Regions from separate parts of the Homo sapiens genome. Here region 2 is linked to region 1. Evidence: chromatin contacts called from ENCODE Hi-C or POLR2A ChIA-PET data. All regions are on one chromosome and are shown on one strand. Each heading gives the region's core, a stretch centred on a gene start or an enhancer-like site at or near the end of the contact. The rest is flanking DNA. Distances are from core to core; before and after follow the strand shown. Region 1 holds the start of NACA (nascent polypeptide associated complex subunit alpha). Region 2 holds the start of STAC3 (SH3 and cysteine rich domain 3).

Region 1 (6,958 bases), core at 2,214-4,713:
GCAGTTCACCTGCCTTGGCCTCCCAAACTGCTGAGATTACAGGTGTGAGCCACGGCGCCCAGCCAATGTTTAGTTCTTAAAGACAGCAAAAATATACCCAAGGACTACTGACTTCCCCTTTTCTTGATTTGCCAATTCAGTCACATATTAGAACTGTAGAAACAAAGGGGCAAAGAAATGGCTTCTATCTTCAAAATTGCCAACTTAAGAAACACGCTAGCCGGGTGTGGTGGCTCACACCTGTAATCCCAGCATTTTAGGAGGCAGAGTGGGCAGATCACTTGAGGCCAGGAGTTCAAGACCAGCCTGGGCAACATGGCAAAACCCCGTCTCTACAAAAAATACAAAAATTAACTGGGTGTGGTGTTGTGTGCCTGTAGTTCCAGCTACTCGGGAGGCTGAGGTGGGAGAATCGTTTATGCCCAGGAGGCGGAGGCTGCAGTGAGCCATAATCACCCCACTGTACTCTAGCCTGGGCAACAGAGCCAGACCCTGTCTCAAAAAAAAAAAAGGAAAAAAAAATACATCCTTCCTTGGCTAGTCATTACTACAGAGAGAGGAAAAAGTAAGTGGGCTTGCTGGGGAAGAAAGAAAAATTGTGAATATGTACTTTTGTCTAAGGAAATTGGCTATTTCTGGTCCTTCTGAAGGTAAATGGACTAAAGGACTGCATTGAAAATCTTCCAGATCATGTATTTATTAGGTAGAAATTGATTATGTCTACAATTTAATAGTAACAAACTTTTTAAGTTTTATGTAAAGATTACATGGGATAATTTTATGAGATAGACTGTTTCTTTTTCCTTCCAATTAGAGTGTGAGTGTGTGTGTGTATATATACACACAGACTAATTTAATCTTCCAAACAATCCTATCAAGCAGCTACTATTTTTCCCATTTTACAGATCAGGAAACTGACATGAATATATATATAGGTTAATTGCCTAAACTGACCTAATAGATTTAGACAAAGGAGTCTTATTTCAGAGTCTGTCTTTAATGACTCCACAATATTGCCTCTCCTATTTGAGGAGGATTTCAGAATTTCCCATTCCTGGTAAACCCCACTATCTCACTTAATTTTAATTCACCAATCCTAATCCTCATTTCACTACGCTAAGGATTTCAGAAATGTTAAAGTAGCTTTCAAAGCATTTTAAATTTTCACTGCTTCCCTTAAAAGGCGGCCACACCAGGTATGGTGGCTCACACCTGTAATCCTAGCACTATGGGAGGCCGAAGCGGGTGGATTGCCTGAGCTCAGGAGTTCGAGACCAGCCTGGGCAACACGGTGAAACAGGAGAAGTTTTGTGGCAGGAGAATTGCCAGAATCCGGGAGGTGGAGGTTGCAGTAAGCTGAGATCGCGCCACTGCACTCCAGCCTGGGTGACAGCGAGACTCCGTCTCAAAAAAAAAAAAAAAAAAAAGGTGGCCACAGTCGTCTTAAAGCTATTAAATCAGGCCAGGCATAGTGGCTCACACCTGTAATCCCAGCACTTTGGGAGGCTGAGGCAGGCGGATAACCTACGGTCAGGAGTCCGGGCGGGGAGGCGGGTACCTATAATCCCAGCTACTCTGGAGGCTGAGACGAGAATCGCTTGAACCCGGGAGGCCGAGGTTGCAGTAAGCCGAGATCGCGCCACTGCACTCCAGCCTGGGCGACAGAGCGAGACTCCGCCTCAAAAAATAAATAAATGTTGACTGGTTTAGCTAATTCAGGTACAGCAAATATTTGTTGAGTTCTTTTGTAGGGCTGTGGGAAGATATGGGAGGCTTTTCATTAACACAACACTGATTTTACATTCTACTTTTCAAAAATACAGTTGTACAAAGCATGGTTTAAGGTGGGGTCCCAGACACCTAGAATAAATAAGCTTAGAATATCCAAGAAGTGCCAGGGGCGGTAGTTCACGCCTGTAATCCCAGCACTTTGGGAGGCCGAGGCAGGCGGATCACCTGAAGTCAGGAGGAGACCAGCCTGGCCAACATGGAGAAAGCCCGTCTCTACTAAAAATACAAAAAATAGACTGGCGTGGTGGCGCATGCCTGTAATCCCAGCTACCCGGGAGGCTGAGGCAGGAGAATCGCTTGACCCGGGAAGGGGAGGTTGCAGTGAGCCGAGATCGTGCCTTTGCACCCCAGCCTGGGCAATAAAAGTGAGACTGTCCCAAAAACAAAACAAACAGGCTGGGCATGGTGGCTCACGCCTGTAATCCCAGTAGTTTGGGAGGCCGAGGCAGGCGGATTACCTGAGGTCAGGAGTTCAAGACCAGCCTGGCCAACATGGTGAAACCCGTCTCTACTAAAAATAAAAAATTAGCCGGGGGTGGTGGCACACACCTGTAATCCCAGCTACTCGGGAGGCTGAGGCGGGACAACTGCTTGAGCCCTGGAGGCGGAGATTGCAGTGAGCCGAGATCGTGCCACTGCACTCTAGCCTGGCCGACAGAGCGACTCAAAAAAAAAAAAAAAAAAATCCAAGAAGTGCCCAAAATAGCAAGCAAAGGAATTGTATATGTGCCTATGTTCTTTTTTTCTGGGAAGGAGAATCTGCAGCTTTATAATTTCAACATCGGCTAAATTGTCGTGAACCTAAAACAATCAAAAGGGCCGGAATCTATTTAAAGAGTTTATTCAAGGGCAGTGTGAGGATGGACCAACCAGAAAACCTCCAAAGAATGGAGTCAGCCTTCAGAAGTAGAGAAGTTACGATTTCATTTATTTAGGGAGACAGAGGAGTTTTTAGCTGGATTACGTTATCCATACAAGGTTGGAACATAATTACAGAATTTGGTTACAAGAAGTGTTTTTTTTGGGGGGGGGGCGGGGGTACAGCTAACATTGTTTTACGAAGAGTTTAACACGCATGAGTTGCTGTCATCTGGTGACATCGTTTGAGTCTCTCTAGTCATTGAACAGAACAAGAAAAATCGAATTAAATTTATAATCTGAACTGAAGTTATATGTGACCCATCACATCTCTCAAGTTTTAAAATGGGTTTTTTTGTTGTTGTTGATGGGGGGGGAGAGGGTCCAGCAGCTTTTAAATGTTTTCACATCGTGTGTTCCAAAAATAACTGGTTAGCCTAAGTCACTTCCACCCTCCAATGTTGTGAATGCAGTCTCTAGCATTCGCTATTTAATGTCTTCTTCCTGCACTATTTGAGAAATCGCGAGGTCGACTTAATACCGCAGTCGCCACTTCGCGGACCGGAGGGCGGAGTCTGCTTAGTTCTGAGGACTGCGTGGGTCCGCGCAGAGAGCTCCTGCTAGGCCTGCGCGTCCCGTTCTAAATTCTTACCCTTTAGTCCTTGTCACCACCCCCGCCGTGGGAACGGCCTGACAGTCACTCGTCAAAGGAAGTGGCTGCCGGCAGCTCTTGACCCGGAATCGGATCCTAGTCCCACCCCCTCCGCTCCAGGCTTCCTTCTGCAACAGGCGTGGGTCACGCTCTCGCTCGGTCTTTCTGCCGCCATCTTGGTTCCGCGTTCCCTGCACAGTAAGTACTTTCTGTGCCGCTACTGTCTATCCGCAGCCATCCGCCTTTCTTTCGGGCTAAGCCGCCCCGGGGACTGAGAGTTAAGGAGAGTTGGAGGCTTTACTGGGCCACAGGGTTCCTACTCGCCCCTGGGCCTCCGGACAAAATGGGGTCTGCGGTTGGTGTCCTGGCAAAAGCAGGGTAGAAGGGCTGCGGGGCGGGCCCAGAATCCGAGCCTGCAGAGATGGGAGCAGTTGCAGTGTTGAGGGCGGAAGAGGAGTGCGTCTTGTTTTGGGAACTGCTTCACAGGATCCAGAAAAGGGTAAGGGGTCACAGCCTTAGAACCTGTAACACCGTTCTCCCTGTGACAAGCAAGTGTTGGACTTAAAACACCGTCTTTCCCCTCCTGGTACCCCAAAGTCGGCAAACGTAGTCCAGGAGGCCCCAGCCCAGCCAGTGTGAGTATTAGGAGTGGAGGGGGTTCACAGTAGCGTCTGAAGTCTCCCATGATCGAGAGCCAGCCCGGGATCCTCTCCCTCGGGTTGAGAATGCAGTGGGAATTGCTGGCCTTGATAGAGGCGTGAGGGTCACATCATATTTACCTCTTATTCCCAGGTGCTTTGGGGAAGGTTGTCACCAAACACCCTCACGATTTTTTTCTAACAGCCCTCCTCGGAGTTTTTAAGAATACTTATCTCCGGGTTGGGCAAGTGAATGTATCCCAATCAATTTAGGCCTCCTTTTTATTCCCTTCCTTCAGAAATGCCCGGCGAAGCCACAGAAACCGTCCCTGCTACAGAGCAGGAGTTGCCGCAGCCCCAGGCTGAGACAGGTAGGTTTCCCTACCCTCCTTGCCATTAATTAAAATTAACCCTAAAGCCATTTGGTGGGCAAAATGACCAAGGGGAAATACACTTTTTAGGAGGATGGGGTTGCAGCTTTACCAAGGAGGATAGACCGTAAAATTACTATCCTGGAGATACTTCTTTAGGGATTTGGAGTAAAAATAATATTTTTAAGATTCGTGGACGTTAAAAGTACCCTAGCTTGCTTTCTATGTTATGCCTGTCGCCTCAAAAGAAGCTCTCCTGTGGAACCCCCACCTCACATAGGAAAACTCAGCAGGGAATGGGCTCAGTGATTCTTACCTATTGGAACTAGATGACACAGGCCAAGGAGCCCGGAGCATTTGTGAAACTCCAGCCAGCAAGTTGCATCAAGGTTTTAGTTAGCAGAGCTTGGCATTGTGCCTTTATCACATGTCTGGATGAGATGTGTGCTGGTGGTAAATGTGTCCTACTGGGCCCCAGAGTCGTCCTAGGTCGGATAACTTGTTTATGGGTTGGTGGTGCTGAGATACTTCTAGTGTGCTGGAATAGTTCCTGCATCATTGTGTGAAACCCAGGATTGAAATAAATCCTTTTATCCTCAGCGTCGAAATTAACGACTGTGAAGGCTAATTTTAAATTCTGGTTAAAACATATCTCTGTAGAAAACTTAGGAGGAGGTAATGAAAAGTTCTTAAAATGATAGCCTTTCTGAGTCAGTTGTGCAGCGTTAAATGAAGGAAATCTTCAGGCTGTAATTTTCATTCTCACCTTTTTGGTTTTTTTTAAATTTCATTTGTTATTTAAGGGCAATTCCTGTCCCTTTTTGGAGTTACAGTAGAGTTGCTTATAGTTGAAAGCATAAAGTTTCTTCCCACCTGTTTGATTTTAACAGCTGAAGGGATTAATACAGCTGCTAGGAAGGACAATAGGGGGCTCTAAGCTGGAGTATAAACAATATGAAATTCTTGAAGTACAAGGGGCTTAAGGAAGGGAAAAAATAAAGTACTGTTCTCTAAAGATTCTGTAATTTCAGTACAAAACGAGATTTTAGAGATTGTGTCATTGAACAACTTAATTTTACAAATACGAAGATTTGAAATTCAGATGAATTTAGAATAATCTGATTCAAGCTTCAAAACTAATGCATTTACTTCTGAAACAGTCCTTAATGCTATTAAACGTATTCCTGAATAGTCTGAGTTGCATAGTAGGCTTATATTAAGGAAGTACCAATGATAAATACACAAGGTTTTATCTGTAATGATAGTCTATTAGAATGAAGAAGGAAGCTCAAGGAATTGTTGATGGTGTCAAAGCAAGTATTTGAGTGCTTATTCCATTTGAGGTCCAGTCAGAAGAAAACATATTCCATGTTTTTAATTCTGATTCATTATGTTTGGTAGCGTTTTCCTGTAATCGTTAGACTTTGGCCTACCCACTCTCCAGGAAAAACTAGTTGAGCCACCTTGTCTTTTCCATGGTAGGATGCCATAAGAACTTCAGAATTACTGGTTGAGTGAATTTTGAATTTGAATTTTGGTACCACGGGCTTCCCCCCCGCCCCCCTTAACATTCCCTTCTAAGCATTGAGCATTTGTTGATCCAATTCTGTGTTACCTCCTGAATGCCAGAGATACTGTCTTACTGTCATGCCAAACATTGGTGTATTTTGACATAATGAAACACTTAAATTCCAAGTTAAGGAGTGGGGATCCAGTGTATTCTCGCCACTCCAATTGTCTTCTTTGGTTTGTTTTGTTTTGAGACGGAGTCTCACCCTGTCACCCAGGCTGGAGTGCATGCAGTAGCGCGATCTTGGCTCACTGCAACCTCCACCTCCTGGGTTCAAGCCATTCTCCTGCCTCTGCCTCCTGAGTAGCTGGTATTACAGGTGTACACCACCACGCCCAGCTAATTTTTGTATTTTTAGTAGAGACGGGGTTTCACCATGTTGGTCAGGTCGGTCTGGAACTCCTGACCTCGTGATCCGCCCTCCCAGGCATCCCGAAGTGCTGGGATTACAGGCATGAGCCACTGTTACAGGCTCTCCAATTCTCTTCTTCCAAAATAGCACCACAATCTGGTTTAACAAGTTAGGTTACAGTTTCATAATACAGTCCCTACCCTTGTGAGTAAGCTCTCTGCCTGGAGGTCTAATTCATGTCTAATTCATCTTGGATTGATGTCTGAAGAATTAACATCACCTAGGAAGGTTTATAGAGACTATTACAGTCCTTTTGTGGTTGGTTTTCTTGTTTGGGTTTTGTGAGTAAGTAAACTGGTAAGGTATAAAGAAGCTAAGTGACTTTAATACTTGATATTAAATTCTGAAGTGTTTCAACTTTAGGAAGAACTGAATTGTGCTGTGCACCTCCTTCCCAAAACTATTCTAACAGAGTCAGATGTTTCCTAGCCTAGTGGAAGCCTGAAAGTATAAAAGCCTGTGTTTTCTTATTCAGTTCAGATTCCCCATCATCGTCACTGCTCACTAACTTCTTTGTTCCAGTTTTCAGTATCTTTTCTGTTCATGATATTTGGGTGGACAGAGTAGCACAGCTGTTCTTCTCGTGGGAATTCTGTTGGCTGTGAGAAAGACTTGGGAATACAGTCCATTTCAAGAAGTAAGGGGAGGGCACAACTGGGAAAGGAT
Region 2 (6,958 bases), core at 3,829-6,328, 530 kb before region 1:
CCCACCCGACCCCCATGCCAAGAGGGAGGGGCTCTTTGTTTCTCAGTCGCTGCTCCATGGCCAACCTGACTGCCTAGTGGGGTGGGGTCCTCTGGGTTGGTGCTACTCCACAATCTCTCAGGCAGACATTCTGATGCAAGGCAGTCAATGTTGTTTACATGGGATGAGAGTCGTCTTTCAAATGTTGAAGGGACAGAGTGGACTGAAGCATGGAAACCGGGGCAAGAGACAAGCACTCAAATCTGCCTCCACTGACCTGGGGACAGCAGATGTTGGTGAGTCACGGGATGCTGAATCCCCAAGAGAAGGTGCCCACCCTTCCAGCGCTTAATTACCAGTCCAGCATGGGTGGGAAAAGCCAGCTTAGGATGGGGAGTGGAAGTGGGACCCTTTGTGCTCAAAAGCAAGCAGAAACTGGAGAAGTGAAGTATCTCAGTCCTCCCTACCAAGCCATCTCAGATTCTGAGGAAGATCATGGTAAAAAGTGGGAATAACACAATTATGGGAGTTGCCTCTTATTAACAAAGAGTTTTCTAATTAGTGTCCTGTCCCTAATCTACGACATCTACCTTTGGTAGTCCTAGACCCAGTTTAGGAGAAGATTGGTAGAGAATATGGGGGAGAAACTCTCGTCCTACAAGCCTCCCACTAGGTGAACAAGATCTGTCTTGGGATTTGGAGCAATTTCCTAAACAAGGAAAGGAAGGGAAACTTGACTTCCTGAGATGATAAGAAGGAAGAATCTATTTGAGCCAGCCTCTGAGTGGGAAGGGAACTATGGAACATATTTCAGATTGATACATTATTGTTAAAGAACATTAGCAAAAGCCACATTTTCTTCATAGCAGTAGCACCTTGTGAGAGAACTGAGGTATAGGTTCTTAGCTCAGAAACCCAGGATTCTGATTCCCTGTCCCTTCTTTCCTGTATCTCTGGGCTAGGAGAATAGAAAGGTTCATTTGTTTTTCTCCTAGTTGCCCTGATCAGAGCTGGGATGGTGGGGAGGGGAAGAAAGGGCTAAGAGAGAAAGGCCAGGCTTTTGAAGACATTGTATACAGACTTAGTCAGCTGGACACTTCTCTGCTGGGCTGCTGTCAAGTCCTTCCTGTCCTATTCCTCTCACAACCATGTCCTCTCTCCTCCCCTTCCAGTCCTGGGGCGGGTGCTGGAGGTGACAGATCTCCCTGAGGGCATCACCCGTACTGAGGCGGACAAACTCTTCACGCAGCTCGCCATGTCTGGCGCCAAGATCCAGTGGCTCAAGGATGCTCAGGGGCTGCCTGGAGGGGGTGGGGGGGACAACAGTGGGACTGCTGAGAATGGCCGCCACTCGGACCTCGCTGCCTTGTACACCATTGTGGCTGTGTTCCCCAGCCCCCTGGCTGCCCAAAATGCCTCCCTTCGTCTCAACAACTCCGTGAGTCGCTTCAAACTTCGAATGGCCAAAAAGAACTATGACCTGAGGATCCTGGAGCGAGCCAGCTCCCAATAAATGGAGGAGGGGAAAGGGACTGTCACAGAAGGAGCAAGGGCAGGGTGGAGGGGGTTGAAGGATCCTGACAGACCATGGACAGAGGCAGGAAGTAAGGAAACTGATGTTAAACTGGAACCTAAGACAGTGATGAAGATGGAAACACAGATACCTACACTGGCATTGGACTCCTTCTTGCTCCCCTGCCATGGGTCCTCTCTTTTTCCCTGGTTGACCCCCCTTGCATCACTCTTCTTCCCATCCTCTTCTTTTTTTTTTTTTTTTTTTTTTTGAGACGGAGTTTCGCTCTTGTCACCCCAGCTGGAGTGCAGTAGCACGATCTTGGCTAACTGCAACCTCCAGCTCCTGGGTTCAGGTGATTCTCCTGCCTCAGCCTCCCAAGTAGCTGGCACTACAGACACGCGCCACCATGCCCGGCTAATTTTTGTATTTTTAGTAGAGACGGAGTTTCACCATGTTGGCCAGGCTGGCCTCAAACTCCTGACCTCAGGTGATCCACCTGCCTTGGCCTTCCAGAGTGCTGGGATTACAGGCGTGAGCCACTGTGCCTGGCTTCCATCCTCTTCTATCATTTTTTTAAATCTCTTCTCCTATCATAAAATTAATTTCTCATTTTTTGGTCAGGTAGAATTGGGAAAGTCCCACACTGTCCTCCTATTACCTTAACATCCCAAGCTTCCTTTCCTTTTTTGGTCTTTATGAATATATTTATATGGACAGAATTAAGATAAACAAAATTGATTGCCCCATTCTCTCACTTCCCCATCTTGTCTTCCTAGACCCCACAGAGTTAAAACTTGGGATTCCCCTGGCCCCCCCAGAACACTTGTATATTGTTTGTTTGAGGTTCGTGCCGCAGTAACAGACACAGTATTTAATTGCACATACAGATGTTTGCTGGGTATATTCACTGTAAATTTTATTTAATCTGTTTTTTTGTTTGTTTGGGGGTTATTTGGGGGGAGGTTGGTTTTGTTTTTAAATATAAAAAAAAAAATCTGTCACTGGACATCAGTCACTGTTTCTCTGTTGCCGCCCTGGTATGGGTAAAGGGTTGGAGGCCCTGGGTAGGTATAGCCCTACAGCTGTTGGAGGTGTTTGTCGTGGGTTGGGATGGCTTTCTCTAGCATACGCACACTATTTTAACACCATTCCCTCTGTCTCATCCTCTTCCCTGTACACGGTTCTGATAGATGGCTAGATCTCTAATGGGACCATGGCTTTGGGCTCTCCCGGTTCTGCCACTGTGGTTCATCGAGCATATCACTTCTCAACTCTGGATCTGTGTCCAGATCAGTAAAATAAGAGACTTGGACTTAGTAGGTGACCTCTAGGTTTCCTTCCAGACTATTAATTCTGTGGTACTGTGTACTCATTTAGGGCCCTTGTAGTTGAGTTTTGAGATAGGGTCTTGCTCTGTCACCCAGGCTGGAGTGCAGTGGCAGATCTCAGCTGACTGCAGCCGCCTCCCGTGTTCAAGCGATTCTTGTGCCTCAGTCTCCCGAGTAGCTGGGATTACAGGCGCGATCTAGCATGCCTGGCTAATCTTTTTTTTTTTTTTTTTTGCTATTTTTGGCAGAGACAGGGTTTTACCATGTTGCCCAGGCTGGTCTTGAACTCCTGGGCTCAAGTGATCTCCCGCCTTGGCCTCCTAAAGTGCTGGGATTACAGGCATGAGCCACCACTCCCAGCCCAGCTCGTCTTCTGAAAACCCTTTAGGGATGGAGAACTTGGGCCTTTCTTTTTTTTTTTTTTTTGAGATGGAGTCTCGCCCTGTTGCCCAGGCTGGAGTGCAGTGGCGCGATATCTCGGCTCACTGCAACCTCCACCTCCCGAGTTCAAGCAGTTCTCCTGCCTCAGCCTCCTGAGTAGCTGTGCCCCATCGTGCCCAGCTAATTTTTGTATTTTTAGTTGACATGGGGTTTCACCATGTTGGCCAGGCTGGTCTCGAACTCCTGACCTTGTGATCCACCCGCCTCGGCCTTCCAAAGTGCTGTGATTACAGGCGTGAGCCACCGTGCCTGGCTGCCTTTCTTTAATCCTAAAGCTGGAGGATTGGGTTTTACCTGTCAGGGACAGAAGCAGATTTTTATTACAATGAAAGCTACAGCAACTGAACTCGCAGTGCCAAGATGCTGTATTATCCAAACATGCTCAGCAGTCCCTGTCCTATGTGGCTGAAAAAAGACGAAGAGCAGAAGTCATCTTGCCTGCAAGATGGAGCTTTTCCTTTAGAGCATCTCAAAGCAAGCCCTGTTGTTCTGCAGCCTGTCAGAGCAGGGCCATTAAAGAACCTGCAGAGTCAGAACCATCCTGCACCCCCTTTTCAAACTCCCCCCTTAAATAGAAAAAAGTAGTGGGTGAGAATGACAAAGCACGTTGCCCTGGAAATCTCTTGGGTCCAAGTAGCTGTATCCCTAACGACGATCCTACAGGAGCTTGCCTGACCCAGTCTCCAACACAGTCCTTTATTTCTTACAGATACAAGGAATAGAGCAGCACTGCATTGCCACCTCTAAATTGCTCTCCCCTGAGATGGGAGTATCTCCTCTTTCATCCATGTCACAGCCCAAAGAGTAGAAGGGTGCACCCCTGTGAGATGAGAATGGCATCTGTCTCTTTGATCCATCAGTTATATACTGAGGCATCAAAGGTGGGAGATGGAATCAGGGAATCAAAAGGGTTTAGGAAGTGTGAGGGTTGGCCATCCTACCTTTAAGAGTTTGCAGTTCTCATGAGGAAGGGGACATTACTTAGAAATGATTTAAAAAATTCCTTATGTGGCAGCTATATGCTTCTGTCCAGTGTTAACTGGCCCTTTTTAATAGCCCTGGTAATTCCCTTCAGTCTGAGGACAAAATTTTACAAGAAGGAGGGTGGGGAGATGTCTCTGGGAGCTGCTGGAGGGAATGAAGCAATACTACATATTCTTCACTTTCTTACAGGATAGCAAAGTACTCCTCCAACCACCTACAGATAAAAAGCAATCTAGCCATGCACGGTGGCTCACACCTGTAATCCTAGCACTTTGGGAGGCCAAGGCAGGCGGATCACCTGAGGTCAGGGGTTCGAGACCAGCCTGGCCAACATGGTGAAACCCCATCTGTACTAAAAATACAAAAATTACCTTGGCGTGGTGGTGGGCGCCTGTAATCCCAGCTACTTAGGAGGCTGAGGCAGGAGAATCGCTTGAACCTGGGAGGTTGCAGTGAGCCCGGATCGCTTCATTGCACTCCAGCCTGGGCAACAAGAGCAAGACTCTGTCTCAAAAAAAAAAAAAAAAAAGCCATCTAGTATGGCTGATAGGAGAGCTCTATGAGTTCAAATTAGTCTTTTTTTACCCTGTCTCAAAAAATAAATGAAAAATAAAAATAAACTCCCCTTAAATGTTAAATGAGCATGAACAGAAACTGTCCCTTCCTGAATTCAGCCATTATTCACCTGTTCGCCTTAGATGAAGAATCAAGGAACAGCAGCTCTAGGGGGTTGGGAGGAGTTAGGGTCCGGCCCTGCCCCAGACCTCTCAGTGTCCAATTTCTCTGTGTCAGCTGTGTTTCTCAGCTGTCCACTTTCCTCCAGCCCTGTCATTTCAGCCCTGACACCAAGGCAGGAGGCTAGGAGGTCTACAAATAGCGACTGGGTAGCTGGTGTGAACACAGGGGGTACTGGGGGGGCTTAGCCCCCAAGGAAGAGGACCAGTTTTTCCCCAGCACCACCATCAAGGCCTCGAGGCTCCCAGCTCCCTCTACAGCCTGTGGACTGACTTAGGGAATCCCGAACGTAAGTTACCTCTTCATCCTCTTGATTTCCACGACTGCTCACCCCAGCTGCCCTGATCTATAATCTACTCAGCTTCTTCATTTCTCTCCTTGTCTGTGAGTCTTTTGGGTTTTAGGCGTAAAATTATTATTCTACTCTAGGATGAGTTTGGATTGAAGCGGGGGGTGGGGGTGGGGGTGGGGTGAAGGGAATGAAGTAGTAAGGGAAGGAAAGGCTCATATTACCCTGAAAACTTAAAATAGCTGAGCCCTGAGGCAGGCTGGGACAGAACTAGGCACAGGGCCCCCAGGGCTCAAGAAAAAAGTAGGGGAGGACAAATGTCTCCAGTCCATCCTTCCTTGTGTGCACACGAGGACACACATTAAACCTCTTGAAGAGAGGAGATCTGGGAAGGTATGCATCACATCTCTGTTGCCCACAGATTTCCAGGAGAAACAAAGTACCTATAGGAAAATGACGTAAACCACGCAGCTTTGAACACTGTGTAAGGGCTGTAAACTATGGGGTCGCCCCTCAGGATGGAAGGATGAGTATCAGTTTGAGGAACTAATTGGGAAGCTCTTTAGTCTGTTGGGCTTTTTTTTTTTTTTTTTTTTTTTTTTTGAGACGAAGTCTTGCTCTGTCACCCAGGCTGGAGGGCAGTGGCACAATCCCGGCTCACTGCAACCTCCGCCTCCCGGGTTCAAGCGATTATCCTTCCTCAGCTTCCTGAGTGGATGGGATTACAGGCGTCCGCCACCACACCCGGCTAATTTTTATATATTTAGTAGAGATGGGGTTTCACCATGTTGGCCAGGCTAGTCTTGAACTCCTGATCTCTAGTGATCCGCCTGCCTCAGCCTCCCAAAGTGCTGGGATTACAGGCATGCACCACCACACCCGGCCATGTTAAGCTTTTTTCTAGACCTCCATGAAATCTGTTAATAAAACCTGCCAAAGGATCTGTATTTGGCCCAGTGCAGTGGCTCACGCCTGTCTCAACAATTTGGGAGGTTGAAACAGGAAGATTGCTTGAGCTAGTTCGGGACCAGCCTAGGCAACAAAGCAAGACCATGTCTCTACAAAAAATAAAAAAGTAGCCAGGTAGTGTGCACCTTGTGTTCCAGCTACTCAGGAAGCTGAGGTAGGGGGATCGCTTCAGGCTGGGAGGTCGAGGCTGCAGTGAGCCATGATCACGCCACTGCACTCCAGCCTGGGTGACAGAGTGAGACCCCATCTCAACAGTAACAACAGCAAAATCTCTCATCACATTTCTCCGAAAGCCTCCCCTTTGAGGACCACCCTACTGCAAGGGACAGAAAGGGAGAGAAGAATGAAAGGGATTAGATTTCATAGTGGGGTCCAACCTCTTGCAGGATGACAGAAAAGGAGGTGCTGGAGTCCCCTAAGCCCTCCTTCCCAGCAGAGACTCGGCAAAGTGGGGTGAGTCTGGGCCTCTGACCACTGGGTGTGGGGGGCTGGGAAGCCATTACAGCTGAAGAAGAGTGCTTAAATTGATCTCATTTGTGTGTGACTCATTTTTTGCTGGCCAGCACCTGCAGTCCCCAATACCAATACCCCCCTAATCCTGGGGTACATTCCTTGCCTGAAACTAGAAAACTGTCTAGTTTGCTCTAGCGCCCCCCTACTCTAGAGAGGGTGACAAGTCCTTTTAACATTGGGTTTTCTTCACTCCCTCCCTCAGCT

What was found. A loop is a pair of places that touch in the nucleus more often than their neighbours do. ChIA-PET counts read pairs that join two places held with the same protein, here RNA polymerase II (POLR2A). Pooled maps may share reads with other maps.
Region 2: POLR2A ChIA-PET joins it to region 1 with 10 read pairs in naive thymus-derived CD4-positive, alpha-beta T cell. The contact joins the promoter of STAC3 here to the promoter of NACA in region 1. A Hi-C loop is called at or near these places in 2 of 50 pooled maps. POLR2A ChIA-PET finds 5 or more read pairs at or near these places in 6 of 52 experiments (AG04450, B cell, OCI-LY7 and 3 more).

What each region holds. Positions count from the first base shown.
Region 1 is chr12:56,721,804-56,728,761 of GRCh38, reverse strand. It overlaps NACA (nascent polypeptide associated complex subunit alpha), which reads left to right and starts at 3,463. Exons shown (of 9, transcript NM_001365896.1): 1 at 3,463-3,499; 2 at 4,239-4,310. The coding sequence starts at 4,241. RefSeq lists enhancers at 3,388-3,517, 3,608-3,657, 4,717-4,836.
Region 2 is chr12:57,249,307-57,256,264 of GRCh38, reverse strand. STAC3 (SH3 and cysteine rich domain 3) reads left to right here and starts at 5,078. Exons shown (of 12, transcript NM_145064.3): 1 at 5,078-5,272; 2 at 6,628-6,694; 3 at 6,957-6,958. The coding sequence starts at 6,629. R3HDM2 (R3H domain containing 2) reads left to right here. Exons shown (of 24, transcript NM_001394031.1): 23 at 191-275; 24 at 1,152-2,501. The coding sequence ends at 1,492.